Regions from separate parts of the Homo sapiens genome. Here all the other regions are linked to region 3. Evidence: chromatin contacts called from ENCODE Hi-C or POLR2A ChIA-PET data. All regions are on one chromosome and are shown on one strand. The core of a region is the stretch at or near the end of the contact, and the rest is flanking DNA. Distances in the headings are between cores, read along the strand shown.

Evidence for each region. Hi-C counts contacts between places; a loop is a spot of excess contacts on that map. ChIA-PET counts read pairs that join two places held with the same protein, here RNA polymerase II (POLR2A). Pooled maps may share reads with other maps.
Region 1: a loop to region 3 is called in a map of B cell, with 26 times the contacts of the local background. The contact joins the promoter of ACAA1 here to the promoter of EIF1B-AS1 in region 3. A Hi-C loop is called at or near these places in 2 of 168 maps with a recorded cell type or tissue (B cell and CD4-positive, alpha-beta memory T cell), 1 of 37 single-sample maps with no recorded cell type and 6 of 50 pooled maps.
Region 2: a pooled map shows a loop between it and region 3 (13-fold over the local background). The contact joins the promoter of ZBTB47-AS1 here to the promoter of EIF1B-AS1 in region 3. A Hi-C loop is called at or near these places in 6 of 50 pooled maps.
Region 4: a pooled map shows a loop between it and region 3 (5-fold over the local background). The contact joins the promoter of DLEC1 here to the promoter of EIF1B-AS1 in region 3. A Hi-C loop is called at or near these places in 2 of 168 maps with a recorded cell type or tissue (CD4-positive, alpha-beta memory T cell and CD8-positive, alpha-beta T cell) and 10 of 50 pooled maps. POLR2A ChIA-PET finds 5 or more read pairs at or near these places in 2 of 52 experiments (BJ and PC-9).

What each region holds. Positions count from the first base shown.
Region 1 is chr3:38,135,503-38,138,537 of GRCh38, forward strand. It overlaps ACAA1 (acetyl-CoA acyltransferase 1), which reads right to left and starts at 1,625. Exons shown (of 12, transcript NM_001607.4): 1 at 1,363-1,625; 2 at 1,090-1,183. The coding sequence starts at 1,533. RefSeq lists enhancers at 2,740-3,035, 2,843-3,035.
Region 2 is chr3:42,652,961-42,656,144 of GRCh38, forward strand. ZBTB47-AS1 (ZBTB47 and NKTR antisense RNA 1) reads right to left here and starts at 1,428. Exons shown (of 3, transcript NR_125400.1): 1 at 1,034-1,428. It overlaps ZBTB47 (zinc finger and BTB domain containing 47), which reads left to right and starts at 737. Exons shown (of 6, transcript NM_145166.4): 1 at 737-923. RefSeq lists an enhancer at 711-1,352 and silencers at 1,358-1,717, 1,758-1,837.
Region 3 is chr3:40,308,185-40,311,064 of GRCh38, forward strand. EIF1B-AS1 (EIF1B antisense RNA 1) reads right to left here and starts at 1,514. Exons shown (of 3, transcript NR_033965.1): 1 at 1,139-1,514. It overlaps EIF1B (eukaryotic translation initiation factor 1B), which reads left to right and starts at 1,523. Exons shown (of 4, transcript NM_005875.3): 1 at 1,523-1,788; 2 at 2,709-2,872. The coding sequence starts at 1,758. It overlaps LOC124906228 (a long non-coding RNA gene), which reads right to left and starts at 627. Exons shown (of 2, transcript XR_007095876.1): 1 at 1-627. RefSeq lists an enhancer at 1,254-1,613 and a silencer at 1,884-1,933.
Region 4 is chr3:38,037,785-38,040,577 of GRCh38, forward strand. It overlaps DLEC1 (DLEC1 cilia and flagella associated protein), which reads left to right and starts at 1,424. Exons shown (of 37, transcript NM_007335.4): 1 at 1,424-1,852. The coding sequence starts at 1,442. RefSeq lists enhancers at 1,489-1,698, 1,989-2,218.

The sequences.
Region 1 (3,035 bases), core at 375-2,874, 2.2 Mb before region 3:
AAATGTGAGCAAAGGACTCAGTGTCATAAGTAAGTTTAAGGAAAGGTGCTGTGCCTGGATGTGCACATAGGCCAGATTTATGTTTGACTTTACACAAACATCTCAGTGCAGTAAAGAGCAGTATTGCCGCCAGCATGTCTCACCTGCAGCCATAAGGCGGTTTTCTCCTATCTCAGTAAATAGAATGTATGGTTGGGTTTTACACCCAAGACATTCCATTCCCAGGGACAAGCAGGAGACAGATGCTTTCCTCTTATCTCAACTGCAAAGAGGCCTTCCTCTTTTACTAATACTCCTCAGCACCGACCCTTTACGGGTGTCTGCAAAGAGGCCTTCCTCTTTTACTAATACTCCTCAGCACAGACCCTTTACGGGTGTCGGGCTGGGGGACTGTAAGGTCTTTCCCTTCCCACTAGGCCATATCTCAGACAATCTCAGTGGGGGGAAACCTGGACAATACCCAGGCTTTCTTGGGCAGAGGTCCCTGCGGCCTTTCGCAGTGCACTGTGTACCTGGTTAATCGAGAATGGAGAATGGCGATGACTTTTACCAAGCATACTGCCTGCAAACAAATGGTTAACAAGCCACATCCTGCACAGCCCTAAATCCCTCAAACCTTGATTCAATACAGCACATGTTTCTGTGAGCACAGGGTTGGGGCTAAGGCTACAGATTAACAGCATCTCAAGGCAGAAAAATTTTTCTTAGTACAGATCAAAATGGAGTTTCTTCTGTCTTCCTTTTCTACACAGACACAGTAACAGTCTGATCTCTCTTCCTTTCCCCCACACTGCCGCACTCCCCTTGCCGAGATAGTGAAAATAGTAATCAATAAATACTGAGGGAACTCGGAGACCGATGCCGGTCACCTGGGCCCACTCTACACTTTGTCTCTGCGTCTTATTTCTTTTCTCAGTCTCTCCTCCCATCTGACGAGAAATACCCACAGGTGTGAAGGGGCAGGACCCCTTCAAAGGTCAAGGCCATGGAGGTTCCCCCAGTGAAAATTCGGGGCGGGGAGGTGAGGAGAGCTCTGGACGAACGGAAGAACGGGGAAGGCCCAGCGCAGGGCCTGAGTGGTTCGCTCACCGACACAGATGTCCCCCAGCTGTTCCGGCCTCAGATTCACGTCCTTGAGAACCGCGGTCATGACTGCCGAGAGAAGCTCGTCGGGGGTGGTGTCCTGCAGCAGAAAGAGCAGCCGCAGTGACCCCCACTCCCCCATGCCCACCCCAGGGAGACAAAGCGACCACAGCTGGGTGCGGAGCTGCCTCCGGCGTCCAGGATAACCAAACATACGAACCGGACCCCAGCCCGCGCCGGCGTCTTCCCACACTCGGCGCCCAGACCCTCGGGCCTCACCTTGAAGCCGCCGCGGCCCGCCCGGCAGATGGCCGTGCGCCGCCCGTGCACCACCACCACGTCCGCGGCCGAGGCCTGCGGGGCACCGCTCAGGCAAGGCGCGGCCTGCGGCATCCAGCCGGAATCGGCCGGACCCCTCAGGTGGCCCAGCACTACCTGCAGCCTCTGCATTGCGCAGGTCAACCCTGCAGACCAGCCACCAGTCCGGGAACTGACCGCGGAGTTAACAGACAGCCGTCCGCACACGCGCAGAACCACATCTCAGCCTCCAAGGCCTCAACTCCGCCCACAGCTCTGCGAACAGACGCGAGCGACCCTCCAAAAGTCCCGTCCACCTCCAGCCTCAGCCAACCACAAGGAGAGTCGGCCTGGGAACCCGCCCCTCCCCGCCACCGCCTACCAAGCCCTCTATAGGAGGGCCCACAGGCACCGCCCAGCCGAGCTTTCCACTCAATGCCCCGCCTACCTTGGCCTACCGCAGCCAACCAGAAGGTGTATCTTTACGAATCCCCGCCCAGAAATGCAGACCGGAAGTCTTTCCACCTTTTGTAGCCAAACCCGAGACCTGACCCCCAAATCCCTGTCTCCTGCCCGCAGCCAAACGGAAGGCTGGGCAGCCAGGACCGCTTACTGCTTGGGGGCTGGAGATGGAAGCCGAGGCTCTAATTCCTCTACCCACTTCCTAGGAGGCTCTGCTATCCCTCCGGTCCCAGTACCCGAGCTGGGGGACCTAAATACTTCCGAGACGCCCGAGTCCTGCTCCGACGTGGTTGGGCTTTCCCATTCTTTCGAGAAGACAGGGAATTTGGGCTTCCGGGCTGGCCGGGAGAACAGATTTTACAGACATGCGGGGTGTGACAAGCTCTCTAACTGGAGAATGAACATTTCACACTTTTACCAGTTTTACACCCAATTGGAATGATTTTATTAGTGCCCATTTCCCGTGCTAGGCTGGGGTCTCCACCAAGGCAGAGAGGTACCATGTATCCGGGGAGCCTGCGACACCCTTGACACTTAGTAGATGATCAATAAGTACTTGTCGAATGAGTAAATGAATGAACCAGGGCTCCCCAGGTCAGGACTGTGTCCCTAAACCTAAAGGGCAAGGCCACGTGCCCCCTTGACTCCCAATAGCAGGGCCATGTCTTCACCTGAGACCCTGGAGAGTAGTGCTGGGCTTTCCACAGACACCAAAGGACAGGGTGCCTTGTGCTCCCCAACCTAGTGTCATGACGTCCCCAACCATTTCGAGGGCAGGGCCACGGCATGCCTCAGGCTCCAGAAGGCAGCTGTCCGTTTCCCACTCCCACCTCGGGGAGCACAGCAGGGGTCTTCCCATACCCCTACTGGCAGGATTGCGTGTTCCCCAGAGACAGTGGAGGGCAGAGCTGGTGCCTTCCCACTTGTCCCCTCCTCGCCATCCTCGAGGGCAGGACCGTATGAACCCCTCAGATTCCTCCGTGGAAGAACTGTGGCTCCACCAGATCCCAAAAAGCAAGGCCCGTTTCCTACAACCCCCGAAGGAGGGTCGTCCTCACTCCGCCGCCAACCTACTAGCACCATCACCAGACCCTCGAGGGCGGTGCCGTGGACCTCTCCAGATCTCAAAAGGCAGATTCCTACTTCTTACGCCCCCCACATCACCCGCCTCGAGACCTCAAGGGTAGAGGTGG
Region 2 (3,184 bases), core at 178-2,677, 2.3 Mb after region 3:
AGAAGCATGTAAGCTGCTCTGGCCTGGCCTTAACCTGGGGCCTCTGGGAGCTGGGCCAGCTGTCTGTGCACCCATGCAGGTACAGGATGTCTGCAGCAGCTGCCAGGGGCTTCCAGATGCCCCAGGTTTGGCCCCTGAGACATTTTCTCCCTAGCTCTGGGATAGCCTTATCCTGAGGCCCTACGTATTCTGGCAGAGAGTGGGGGTGGGGGAGGAGGCCCTTGCAATCTTACAGGACAGACCATCAGGCTGTTTCACAGCACCTGCCTAATACCCTGGTCTCTCCTCCATTTCTCCTCTGGCACCTAGAACCAAGTCACCCTGAGCCAGCGCCAGAGTTCCTGCCCACTCGTGAGTAGGACAACATACCCAGGAGATACTGCTGCAGCTGGACATGGACTTGTATGTAAACACAAGCGCACATATGTGGGGAGGGGTGTGGAATATCAGGATGGGGGCAACATGAGAGTGACCCAGGATGGGCAGTAGTGAGCTTGGGGTAGGAGGAGGGGATGTCCACAGAGGCCTCTCCTCTACAATGGTGGCCCAGTCACCATCCAGACCTTGCCAGGTCTAGTGCCCCGTGGTCCCCACCCTGCTGCCTGCTCAGCCTGGCAGCCTTCCTTTACAGCCTCCTGCCAACAGAGCCAGCCCCCTGCCCCCACGGGTGTCCATGCCAGAGCAGCATTCCGCAAGCCTGGCTGCATCTCCCCAGCAGAGGCTGAGCAAGGGGGCCACTCAGCAGTGGTCAGGTCACACGGCTAGAGGGGCACAGTGGGGCCTGGGCCTCTGGTCCCTACTCCTCTGGTCCCTCTGTCTCCTGGCCCTGGGCCAGTCACCTTAGATGATTTGATCGCTGCGGTTGTAGTCCTGGGATTTAAATCTCCTGCCCTGGGTGGCCCTATGCAGCATGAGGCCGCCAGGTAGGTATGGGTCCACTGGAGCCAAGTCCTGGAGGCACAGAGCAAAATGAGCCCTGCGCCGCCCTGGGATAGGGATGGGGGACTGGACCAGTTGGGGACCCCAGACTCACCCCCAGGTCAGAGCAGCCCAGGCGAGAGGGTGGGGGTGGTGAGCGCGGCTGGGGTGCGGGGTTCAGTCCCTCAGCGTGGGATCCCTCAGGGGAGCGGGTGGAAGCCTTTTCTGTTCGGATCCGGGGCCCGGCGCGCTCAGCTTCCTGATTTCACGGCAGCTTCCTATCCTGGCTCCCCCTCCGTGGCGCAACCGGAGGGCAGCGATGTTTGACTCCCGGACGAACTTCCCGGCAGAAAGGAGGCTCAGCACGGGAGGGTGGGGCCGGGGTCTATCTGCTCGGATATGAGCAGTGGGGACGGGCTGGGGGCTGGAGCTGGGGCTGGGGGTGGAGGGCAGCCTGCGGCAGGGCGGGCTGCACGGGGACCGCGCACACCACGCGTGTCCGCGCCCCCCGCCGGCACGCAGGCGGCCTGGCCCTTTAAGCGTCCAGACGGCGGCCCCAGCTGACGCGCGGGCTCCAATCGGCGCCCCGCGCCCCCCGCCCGCCGCGCCCGAGGCTCTGGGGCCGCAGCTGCTTGGCGCTGGACTCGCCGCGGCCCTGCGCCTCCGCCTGCCTGGCCGCGCCCCCGGGGGCCATGGTCGCGGGGCCCTGCGCGGGGGCGGCCCCCAGCGCGGCGCTTCATGGAGCGGCCCTGGCCTGGCCGCCGGGGGCAGCGCGATCCCGCGGGGCCCTGTGAGCCCCCAGCGCCACGGCACCATGGTACGCAGGGCCCTGCCTGTCCCCCCGCTTATCCGCCCACCTGCCAGCTCTGACCTCCCAGGCACACGGCCCGCGGGCCCGGGTGGAGGGGCTGGAGGGATCTTCCCCCCTCCCCCGGTCTCCCGGCTCCATCTGCTGGGTCCCGCGGGCCGGGAATGCGGCGCTGTGGCGCTGCTCTCGGTGGGGAGGGGGTTAAATTCCTGTGGTGGGGGCGCCGGCGCGCGAGGCTGAGGTCTTGCTAGGCACCGGCGAAGGGGGGCGCTCCCCTGCGCCCGGACGGCGCCGCCCTCGGGCTGGGTAATGGGGGGAAGAGGGAGTCGGATTCCCGCCTGGGCCTTGGGCCACGTGGGCGCTGGAGCCGCCCTGCCTGGGGATTCGGGATGACCCGGGCCAAGGGGGTGTGGGAGGACACCCAGAGCTCCCGTACCAACTCCTGTGTGACCTTGGGCAGATCCCCCGCCCTCTCTGGGTCTATTTCCAAGGGAAAGAGGGGAGGTAAGTGCACAGAGGAGGCTGGCATGGACACTCCCTCACCAAAAGGAGGAGCCTAGAGGTCATGAGCCTGTGCCCCCTTGCTCAGTCTGGGCCCCCCCACTGCTGCCCAGCATAGAAAGAATTGACATGGGAGGGGGGCGCAGATGGACTCCCCAGGTTTCATCATGGGGCCTTCCAGGGAGGCTCTGAGGCAGGGTAGAGAGATGAGGCTTCTCATCAGTGAGGCAAGGTACCCCTCAGGTGTAGAAGGCTCTGACTTGGGTGAGCAGCCTGGAGAGATGTCTGGCACCTGGCCAATCCCCAGCCTGACTTGGGGCAAGGGTTTGAGGGCATGAAACCCCCTGGCAACCAGAGTGCCTGACCACCTCCCTGGTCCTGCATCTTAGCTAGGCTGGAGTGACCTGGACTGCAGCTGGCACAGCCGGATGGGGAGGGGCACGCATTGCTTCCGGGAACCAGCACATCTGGCTGTGGAGGCCAGCACAGCTGGTGGGCATTGTGTGGGAGGGGCCAGACATGGGGGTGGCTGAACCCTGCTGAGGGGCTGCCAATTGTGGACTCGGGCAGCATCTCTGTGCCCAGTCAAGAGAGTCCAATCAGGTCATGAGGTTTAGGGCCCCCCAAGGGCCAAGGATGGTGCTGCCTTGGCTGAGAGTACTACCTTAGCAATGGAGTGTTTGAGAAAGCACTCCCCTCCTTTCCTGCTGAGAGGCCAGAGGGCCAAAGTCAGGCCTCATTTGGCCTAGAGGCCAAAGTGCACATGGGAAGGTTGCCCTTTCCCTGTGGCAGGTGGGCACAGGTGGGCAGTGGAGGGCATTCCATAAAGGGAGAGCAGAGAGATCTGGGGCTCTGTTGCCTGGGGTGGACTTCCCCCAACAGGCCTGGCTTCAGCAAACCCTTATCCAAGCCACTTCTCCTGCCAGTCTTTGGCCCCTGGAGGCCCTAAGGAGCCCC
Region 3 (2,880 bases), core at 264-2,763:
TCCTTGGCTCATGGATAAAACTGCAGGGGTGGAGATCCCTAAAATTGGATGGGGAAAGATTATATCTGCATTTTCATTAACCTCTAAGCAAAATTTACCATTTCTTTCCATTATGAATAAAGGCAACATCATAGTGATAGAAGGACCTGTCACTTCGCACCAACAGAAGTTACACATACTTTCATATTAAATTTCTGATGTTACGGACATCACAAAATATCTCTTACATTTATCAGCTTTTTGAAATTATAGTATTAGACCTAATCTTGCTAGATCTTATTAGTGTATTAATAAAGAAATACACGTTATTAATGTATTTTTTAAATTTCAATATAATTGGTTTCCTTTGTAATCCTATGTACTTTGTGAACTTAAAACTTAACTTCTCATTATTCTGAGAAGGGATTCAGCAGCTTCACAGGATTGCCATGGCACACACAAAAAAGTTAAGAATCCCTAAATTTTAGTCTATCTCTTTGCTTCCAGAAAGCCAACCAAGTTTGACAATTGAACACACCTGCCTGAGTGAGCCAATTCCCAAAGTCTCGGGTTTATTTTTCTGTGCGTGACCTGATAGGAAGATATTACGGTCTGGTACATGACTCCATCAATTAACCTATTTGCTGAGCTCACCTTCAGCTTATACCTGGCATCTTTCCTGAATTCTCTGTTGGGCCTTCTGAGGCACACAAAATGAGCTGACAAGCTGATTTTCTGGTATCTTCTGTTCATACACACCTGGCCCCCACTCGATGCCAGGCCCAGGATTAAGCTGGGCAGTGATTCTCAAGCCTGATCCCAGACCAGCAGGCAGGATCAGCATCACCAAGGAGCTTATGAGAATTGCAGATTTTCAGGTCACACCCTAGACTTCCTGAAACAGAAACTCTGGGGTCTATCAGTGTTTTCTCAAGCCCTCCAGAGACACACGCTTTAGTCTGAGATCCACCGTGCTAGGGAATCGGAGGTCCGTCCAATCCTGGAAAGAGAGGCTCCCATCTCCAGTATTGGTTGAGACTAACACCGCTCCTGCAACTGGGGTTGGAATTTCAATGCAGGTAGTTGCTGAGCGGGGGCCAATGAGTTGAAAGCCGGAGCAAGGGGACTTGTTTTGTTCCTGCACCCCGATTTTACTTACATTACCCGGGGCCTCGAGGGTGACTCATAGAGATTAGCCCTGAGCGTCGACCCCTCGGCGCCGCCACTGCACAGCGAGAGAAGGGGAGTCAAGAGAGACGCTTGAGTCCCTTGACTGTCCTCCCCTACGAGCTCTCTGGGAAGAGAGCCCCAGACCTGCGAACTCTGGGCCGCTCTGCGGCCGCTTGAACACTTCGCGGGTCTTCCGCCCCGCGCTAGAGGACGCACTCCGTGACGGGAATTGCGGTCTCGGCCGCCCCCGGCCTCAGGCTTTCCGGGCTCTGCTGCCTCCAGAAAACTACAAGTCCCAGGATGCTCGGCGCGGGACGGTCACGTGGGAGGGGCCGCGGGCGCGGCTAAATAGTCTCCATCGGCCATTTTGTGCGAGAAGCCGCAGCGCCGCCTCTTCTCTCGCGCCCTCGCCTCTTCCTCCGCCTCCTCCTTCGCCTCTTCCTGCCTCCTCCCGGCTTCCGCCGCCGCCACTCCAGCCTAATCCCAACCCCAGGGCGAAGCGTTTTCTTATTTATTTCCGTTTTCTCGCCACTACAGCCTCCTGACAAGGTGATCCGGGCGGGCCCCGCAGGAATTTTATCCCCTCACCGGCCTCACACTAGTATCGCATGTCCACTATCCAGAACCTCCAATCTTTCGGTAAGATCCCGTCGCCGCCGCCTCCCTCCCTTGCCCGGCGCGCATCTCGGCCTTTTGCCCGCCTGGCCACCGCCCCTAGGGGCCCCCTTTCTGCCCTTCCCGCACCCCTAGTGGGGCTTTGTCTCGGCGCCCAGAAAATGGCGACGGGGCCCCTGGCGACCCCTTCCCCGAGGACAGCGCCGGACTCCGAGCCCTCCTCTCGGAGCCCCGGCCGCGGGCCCTGCGCCACCCCCTGCCCCGTCCTTGACCCGGCTCTCGCCTCCGCTTCTGCCCCTTGAAACCTTGGCGATCCTATTTCGTGGACTCCTAGATCGGCCCTGCTACTTGCAAAGGGTATGCCGGGCCAGGGAAACCAGGGATCGGCGCCCGTTCTCTGGCAGCTCCTGGGGGCACTTAGGGAAAGATGCGGATGCAAGCCTCTGATCTGTCACTGGCCAGTGGTTCAGTCTTCTCTGCTTGCGTAGCAATTTGTTAAATTACGCCTCTTGATATATATGTAATCTACTTTTTTTTTGGCAAGGCACAGTTACGGTTAAATGATTAAGGTGGGCGTATTCGAATGTTTATGTTTTCATCAGAATGTAATCGAGATGACGCACATTTTTATAGCGGCTACAATATTAAGGTTTTCTAAATCTTTTTCTCATTAGAGGACCATATTGAACGATAACATTATTTATCTATAACAGCGTTTTTCTACAATGGACATAGCTGTTCAAATGTTTCTCTTTTTGTGAGAGTATCTTGGGGGTTTTATTAATACTCCACCCCCATCTCCATTCCTACCGGCAAAAACAGCAAAGGCACTAGAACCTTCATTGATGACTGTCTGGATTGGTAGTATAATGTATTTCTGGAAAGTACTTCTTAAAAAATATTTTTCTACTTTGGATTTTTTTTTTTTTTTTATCCATTCGCAGACCCCTTTGCTGATGCAACTAAGGGTGACGACTTACTCCCGGCAGGGACTGAGGATTACATTCATATAAGAATCCAGCAACGGAACGGCAGAAAGACACTGACTACTGTTCAGGGCATTGCAGATGATTATGACAAAAAGAAACTTGTGAAAGCTTTCAAAAAGGTAAAGGG
Region 4 (2,793 bases), core at 174-2,673, 2.3 Mb before region 3:
CAGGTGTGTGGGCAAGCATGCTAGCACTCATCTCTGGAAGTGGGTTTCAGGATGTAAGGCAAGCAAACTCAGTGTGGAGTAGAAAGTGGTTGGTTGTATCACCTGTGAGCAAAAGCCATGGTGTGCAAATGACAACAGTCAATGTGATGTTATGCTGCTGCCCTGGACAAATGCAGTCCTCTTTTCCATCTCAGTGATGCTGTCATCACCCCCCTGATTGCACACACAGGATACCTGGGAGTCATTCTTGGTGCCTGTTTCTTACCTCCCATTATCCACCAGCAAGTCTTATCAATTCTACTTTTTGGATCTATCTCCAATCCAGTTCCCTCTCTCTCATCCAATCTCCCTTCATCTCTTTCCTAACTTCTGTGCTAGTTTCCTAACTGAACTTCCTGATGCCTCTTGCCTCTCCTGTCTATTCTCATAGCAATCAGAATGATCTTAGTAAAACAGAGCTGACCATGACATGCCCCAGCTTAAGACCCTTGATGAACCTCCTACTGCCCTCAAAATAAAGTCCAAATTCCCTATTGTGGCCTACCAACCCACTTATGATCTGGCCCTAACCTATCAGTGTCATTCCTCCACCCTCACACTCTTTAAGTTCCACTCCTCCTGAATTTCATTCCGTCCTTCCCACATTTTTAAATATTTTGTAAAGATGGGGTCTCCCTATGTTGCCCAGGCTGGTCTCAAACTCCTGGCTTCAAGTGATCCTCGTGCCTCAGCCTCCCAAAGTGTTGGGATTACAGGTGTGAGCCACCACACACACGCTCTTATTTAGGTACTTTTTTGTTTTTTGTCATTCTACTAACTGTAGTACTGCATTGTGGTTTTAATTTCCACTTCTTTGATGACTAATGATGTTCAGTCTACTCCTTCTTTGAAATCTCTGCTTGGTTTTCATTTGTTCCAAGAAGTAATCGCTCCTTCTACAGACTAAGTTCCTGTCCTCCTTTGTAGTTCCATGACAACCAATATTTATCTCCACCTTGGCCTTAACCCACTAAAGTACAGTTGTTTTACTTTTACCTCCACACCCACCGCCATCATCACAAACACACACATACACGACTGTGCACTTCCTGAAGGCAGAAGCAGCATCATACTTCTTTGGTATCTTCAGCAATCAGCACAGACCTGAAACACAATCTTTACACAATAAATATGATGAGTGAATGAACAGTTGCTTAACAAATTAAAGAATGGATGAAGGTAGGTAGTTAGGTACAAGGTTTTGCAGATAGGCCTGGCTGTGTCAATTAAACCTTTCTTCATGGGTCCTCACACTTAGTAAGCTCACTTTTAAAAGGACAATGCTGAAGACACAAATGTTTACAATGACCACAGCGATGACGGGATCCGAGAGAAAGGCAAGGCGGAAGGGGTGAGGCCGGAAGCCGAAGTGCCGCAGGGAGTTAGCGGCGTCTCGGTTGCCATGGAGACCAGGAGCTCCAAAACGCGGAGGTCTTTAGCGTCCCGGACCAACGAGTGCCAGGGGACAATGTGGGCGCCAACTTCGCCACCAGCCGGGTCCAGCAGCCCCAGCCAGCCCACCTGGAAGTCCTCCTTGTATTCCTCCCTCGCCTACTCTGAGGCCTTCCACTACAGCTTCGCAGCCCGGCCCCGCCGCCTCACGCAGCTTGCGCTGGCGCAGCGTCCCGAGCCTCAGCTGCTTCGTCTGCGCCCCTCCTCGCTGCGCACCCAAGATATCTCGCACTTGCTCACCGGCGTCTTCCGCAACTTGTACTCAGCCGAGGTCATCGGCGACGAAGTGAGCGCAAGCTTGATCAAGGCCCGCGGCAGCGAGAATGAGCGCCACGAGGAGTTCGTGGACCAGCTGCAGCAGGTAACGTGGCGGTGGCGTCGCGTCTGCGGACGGTGCCGGGGTCTCAGCGCTCGGCACGCGTCAGCACCTGCCAGGTGCCAGGCGCTGTTCCAGGATCTGGGGCTGCAGTTGAGAAACAGCCCATCATGCCGAAGTGGGCCCGACATTCTAGTGGAAGGACGCTCTATCCATACACACACATGCGCAAATACCACACATACCACACAACGTGCGGCATATATCTGTAGCACCTGTCTATATTTCTCTAGACACATACGTTATATATTGCATATATCAATGAACGACTGCGGCAGACCGCTGAATAGTTGTTCCATGGAGAGGATAAAGCCAAAAGTCACCCGGCTTTGGGGTGCCTTTGTATCACAAACCACAATCTTGACTGGGCCATTCATGCGCAGATTTTAGGAAGCGTGTCTAGCCTCTAGAACAGCAACTCTGCTTCCTCATCTGTACAAGGAGAAAACCAGCTGACTCGCGGCCTCTGTGCTGAGTCGGCCTCTGCTGGCCACACTACTGAAGACTCCCTTAAACTTGTGGGCACTCCTCCCATACCCGATCCTTTACCCCGGTGTGCTTCCTGCCTCTCAGATCTTCTTCTTCTCCTTTCTGTTCTGTCCTCTACCTGCCCCTTAAGTGACATGCATCCCACGTCGTTAGCTTCAGTCATTCCTTCACTTAACACATTTGTTGAATGTCTGCTGGGTGTCATACTCTGTTCTAGGCAGTGGGGATTCAGCAGTGAATAAAAACGCCAGTGTTCGGGCACACCCACACTCACACACGCAACCTGTCCTCTGTAGCTTTCAACCTAACTGAGGTAGATAGACATTAACAAAATGAATACCTATACAGTATGTGAGATACTTACAGGACCAGTCTCGCCGCCTCCACGGGTTATAGGCTTCTTAAAGTGCAGCCAGAGCCCCTGGCTGGGATCCTGT